Regions from separate parts of the Mus musculus genome. Here region 1 is linked to region 2. Evidence: chromatin loops called from intact Hi-C (ENCODE). Cell type or tissue: gastrocnemius. All regions are shown on one strand.

The links. Hi-C counts contacts between places; a loop is a spot of excess contacts. Peaks named below come from ENCODE experiments on the same cell type or tissue, not always from the same donor. Only the 100,000 strongest peaks of a DNase experiment are listed, where the experiment ranks them.
Region 1: a loop joins it to region 2, with 7 times the contacts of the local background. A loop is called at or near these places in 35 of 42 quality-filtered maps.

Annotation. Positions count from the first base shown.
Region 1 is chr1:40,379,188-40,381,687 of GRCm38, forward strand. No RefSeq gene overlaps it. Among named protein-coding and RNA genes, the nearest start is that of Il1rl2, 56 kb to the left of the region's middle. In gastrocnemius, a CTCF peak has its summit at 1,071 (motif pointing right); a DNase peak (open chromatin) is centred at 1,073.
Region 2 is chr1:40,114,112-40,116,611 of GRCm38, forward strand. Il1r2 (interleukin 1 receptor, type II) reads left to right here. Exons shown (of 9, transcript NM_010555.5): 5 at 913-1,087. Among named protein-coding and RNA genes, the nearest start is that of Gm16894, 30 kb to the left of the region's middle. In gastrocnemius, CTCF peaks have their summits at 1,352 and 2,487 (motif pointing right); a DNase peak (open chromatin) is centred at 1,376.

The DNA of each region.
Region 1 (2,500 bases), 270 kb after region 2:
GGCCTCCATGAAGTCCCGCATGTTGCTGTCACAGATGAGGTAGTCTTTGTGTAAGACACTTGGGACCATATCTATTCAAGCCTTCTGATCTTTGGGGGGTGGGCCTTGAACTACTTAAATATGCATAATGAGATACCTTGGGGCTGGGTCCCACCAAGTCTGATAACGATTTTTATTTACATTTGATATGCTTCATACACGCAACCTCCAGGTAATTTAGTGTCCGTGTTCAGTTCTTTCTGATTTCACATTGCACGAGGGCAGGCTGGCTTTTCTGTCAGAGGTAATGTTGTGTCTGTGGAAAAATGCTGTCTATTTGAGAGCACGTTGTACACTTTTTAAAAAAGACTAGTGACTCAGCCTGTAACTGTAATAATTATTAGCCCGACTACACTAATATTATTTTTACAGCAATTGGCACCAGCAATTATGGTATCTGATGTTTACTGGTAGGTACAATGGATCAGGCAGGAGCTCCAAAAACAACAGCGGTCACCGATTGGCTGATTCAAATGTGGCCTCCCTCTGTCAGGGCCAGCAGCACCTCTGTGGTTTTGGTAGAGGGGCCCAGTGGTGGTCTGACTCCCTAACCCATGAACGATGAGCATGGGAAAGATCTGCACTATGGGCCACATTGTGTTTTCCGGCGAGCTGTTGGCTTCAGCTAAAGTGTTCCTTTGCAGGGATGCTAAACCTTTTTGAGTGAGTCTCCCCCTTGGTGTTAAGAACAATGTCACCTGGTGAAATAGGGTTGAGAGGGAGCACAGGGAGTATGTTGGGGTCCCTGGACACCTGTGGCACAGGTTGTTGTTGGTTTACCCAGGGCTGGGGCTCCTGCGTTGCCAAGGATAAAAATTAGGTAGTGGAGCACAAGTGTCACGACCTCTGCCCCCGAAGTTCTTGTGGGCATCAGCCATGTTGTAAATTTGCATCTCAGTTTGGGGTTATGTACAAGTTTAATGTCAGTGCCAAATCCGACGCTTTAAAACCCCAGCAAAAGTGCAGCTGGTGGATTCCAAACACAACCTTTCCACATTGCACAGGGTTGTTTCTTCTGTCCTGCAGGGGGCACCCTCGTGCTTTTCCTTCTGAGTAGAATCTGTTTAGAACTAGAAGGTTAGCTTATATAATACTGGAAGGGGCTATGCACATTGCTGGAGGCAGTGGAAGAATCATTAGTCTTACTGAACTGTGAAAATCATGACCTACAGGATGCAGAGTGGAGCCTCACCGCACATGGTGTCAGCCCTGTCTCTCAGATACTCTTAGCTGCGGCTCTGGTTCACTGCCAAGGATATCACGTGGATTTTGGTAACACCTTCATGCCCTTTGACAAATTGGAATCTGCCCAGAGCTCTGACTGAGGTGGTCCTGTGAGAAATGTATCTATGCTTAGTTTGACATGCTGTGGGTAAGCCTCCCATGGTTACAGAGGAAACACCTCCGATCCTAACTGTGTTCTCCAGAGAGAAACATTTTTAGGGTACAGGTAGAGCGAGCCAGTAGTCAAGAGTTCTTTTGAACAGTCAAGAAAGTGGAGATTCACCTTCCAGAATGGAGAGTGCGCCAAACCGCGGTTGTGCCAAGCAGCTACCTCTAGGATCTGGACTCATAATTTTTATTCAACTGTCTCTCTTCCCTTTCCCACCTCTGAGGTGGTCTCGGGGTGGTATCCCCCTTGGAACAGAAAGAGGTTTTCTTAGGTTCAATCTTTTTTCACCATTCAGTCTGTTACAAGTAGGTTCACTGGATAAAATTCGATGCGTAAAGATGTAACAGCAAGGAGAGCTGAGATGTTTGCTAGGGCAACGGGCTTTCTAGGAGGCAGCCTGAACCAACTTTGCTGTTTTCTCAGAATCCCGTGCTTTCTCTTCACTAGTTAGCTTGGCTGGCTCATACCCAGCTGTGAGCCCTCTTATTTACCTTCCCCAGTGTCTCTGGCCTTGCTCCTTAACCCTGACGTTCTTTCTCTTTAACTGCATCAGCGCAGCATTCTGCGGTCCCCGAGGTTCTGCGTACCGGAAGTTCCTGACCCAGCTTCCTGCAGTGGTCTCAGATACACCAGTCTGCTCAAGATCCTTTTCCATCCTCTTTCAGAAACTAGAAGATTTTACGCCCAGGTATGAGCAGCAGCCTATGTGCATCTCCAGGCCTCCAGGAAGCACCCTGCCCCTCTCAGGGATGAGCAATCGCCTATGCCCGTGTCTGCCACCAGACAGCAACCCTTTTTTTTTGTAGCTCATTGTTGTCTATTTTGGAGGCACAGTGTCTGAAACTGGCCAGATGAGCTGAATCAAGGCAGGGTTACCCAGTTCCTCGTTCTTCCTGACACTCAGTTCTAGGAAAATTTCTCTTAGCATCCTTCTTCCTCATTTGCCTGGTTGGGTGAGGAAGAGATGTTCTTTCTCGAATTAAACAGCGGTGAAGGAAAACCCTCGGTCTCCTCAGATGAGTTATGATTGGCCGTTGGCCTATGAAGCTGGTGGCCATCATTGGGTGG
Region 2 (2,500 bases):
TCAAGCTCACAGTCCTCCTGTCTCAGCTTCTCAAGTGCTGAGATTACAGGTACAAAATACCATGCGCAGGGTTCTCGTGTACTGAGGCTATGGAACACTCAAGATGTTTTTACCTGGCCTACTCCTTCCATTTTCCCTGGAGGCCTTGCTCCCGAGGGCTCTGTTTTGTCAAGAACCTCTAGGACTCTATGTCTTTATGAGAAGATGGACCCCATCTCTCCTATTTTTCTATTTACAAAATTTCCTTTCCTGTAGTAAGTCCTAAATTGAAATAATTTTTAGATAAATTCCTCCAACATGGTCTCTTCCAGCCCTAGGTTTTCATGTCTTCCTGGCTGTTTAGTAGTGATTTTCTTTTCTTTTTTCTTTTTTTTAAAACAATTTTTCATTAGATATTTTCTTCATTTACAATTCAAATGCTATCCCAAACGTCCCTTATACCCTCCCTGACCCTTCTCCAACCCACCTACTCCCGATTCCTGGCCCTTATATTCCCCTAGTAGTGATTGTTCTTGATACTGCTCATAGTCAGAAGAAGGCAGTTAGATCTTAAGTATATTTGTACTTAAATGGTTTAAAATAACTTAATCTTTAAAAAAATGTATTCTTTTTTTTTTCTAAATGGAGCAGGGGGGCACACCCATGTCACCCTAGAAGCCAGGAGGCTTAGGCAGGAGAATCAAGAGTTTAAGTCTAGTGTGGGCTACATGACAAGATTCCACCCTAAGGGGGAAAAATTGGTCATTTCTCTAACAATACAGCTAAAAATGCGCCACAAAGACAAAATGGCCAAAGTAAGTATATGCCAGGGAATCTCTTGGGTTGTAGATTCCACATCGATTGACAACAACACTCAATGTTCAAGAGCGATGTTATTCTATAATGTAACTCTCAGATGCATCTCCCCTCTAGGGCGCCATACTCTTGGATAAAGGCAATAAGGAATTTCTGAGTGCAGGAGACCCCACACGCCTATTGATATCCAACACGTCCATGGACGATGCAGGCTATTACAGATGTGTTATGACATTTACCTACAATGGCCAGGAATACAACATCACTAGGAATATTGAACTCCGGGTCAAAGGTAAATACATACCACCGAGGTACCTGTCTTGCTTGGTTCTAGAAGCAGCTTGATAATAAATTCAGGATCACCTAAAAATCCTCGAATGTCTTTGGCATGAAGGAAAAAGAAAAACATGTTTATCAACTATTCTAGATGTTACTAAACCACGAACAAGATACTTTAAGACGTATAAGGCAGGGAGTTCTAAGAGAAGGAGAGTTAATTCTTGGTCAGGAAAGGGATGAAAGCAGGTATTTGAAGGTTGCAATGCTAAAACTCACCACTAGAGGGGGTACAAACTAAGGCGTCCTGGGAAATGGAAGGTTCATGAGCTCTGAGCTGGTACGGACACTCTTGTCAAGCCTTAAAATATACTTCGGAGGGACTGAGAGTTTACTGCAGTGGTTCTAAACCTGTGGCTCACGACCTGTTTGGGAGGTCACCTATCCTTCATGTCAGGTATTTCCTATATAATTCGTAACAGTAGTAATTTACAGTTATAAAGTAGCAACTAAATAACTTTATGGCTGACATAAAATGTCCACATGAGGACCTGTATTAAAGGGTCACAGCTTTAGGAAGGGTGAGAACCACCATTTTACTAGGTTTTTGACCAGAGCGCTGAGCAGAGTGCCAATTGTGGCTCTTTGTACAGGCTGACTACTACCTGCCTGAGAGTTTGACAACAGAAACCTTCAAAATCTTGATTTTTTTCCAAGAATTGGCATATTTTCACCAGCATAATGAAATCTTGGATATAGGCACAAGTTTAAACATGAAATTAGTGTATGCTTCATATATATTTTTTACACATAACCCAAAGATAGTTTGATGTGATATTTTGTTTACATCTTTTTTTGAGACGGGGTCTTGGGCTATACTTGGTCCAGTGGCTATAAGCTGGCTTCTAACTAGAGAACGTACTGTAGCTCTTCCATGCAGAGGTAACTCATGACTGCCACCAGGTCGACTATCACAGTATTTTAATTAATTCTGTGCATTCAAACAAAGTCTTACAGTATGGAATTTCCCACGCACAGCATTATATTGTTGCTTAACAAGTTTCAGGTCTTAGAGTAACTCAGATTTTGCAAACCCAGAGAAACGATGCTCGGCCTATGCCAGGACAGATTATACGTGAAAAGAACGTGATAGGCAGAGCTGGCCAGTATTGAACAGTCGTTTAATGTAGTCGTTTACCCCCAACTCTTACATGCTGGAGAGGAAGCGAGGTGAAGGGAAAATAGAATCAAATATGTGAGCCCCAGAGACTCATTCGTGTCACTATCCTGCCTGAACCGAAGCCTCTGGCCTATATTTGTTTTCCTGTCCTGTGAGAAGAGAACAGGCTCACATCTTCTTGCTCAGTTCAGGGTGGTGTCTGAGAACGGGCTTCACCACTCGTCTGTGTGATACTGCACAGAAACACTA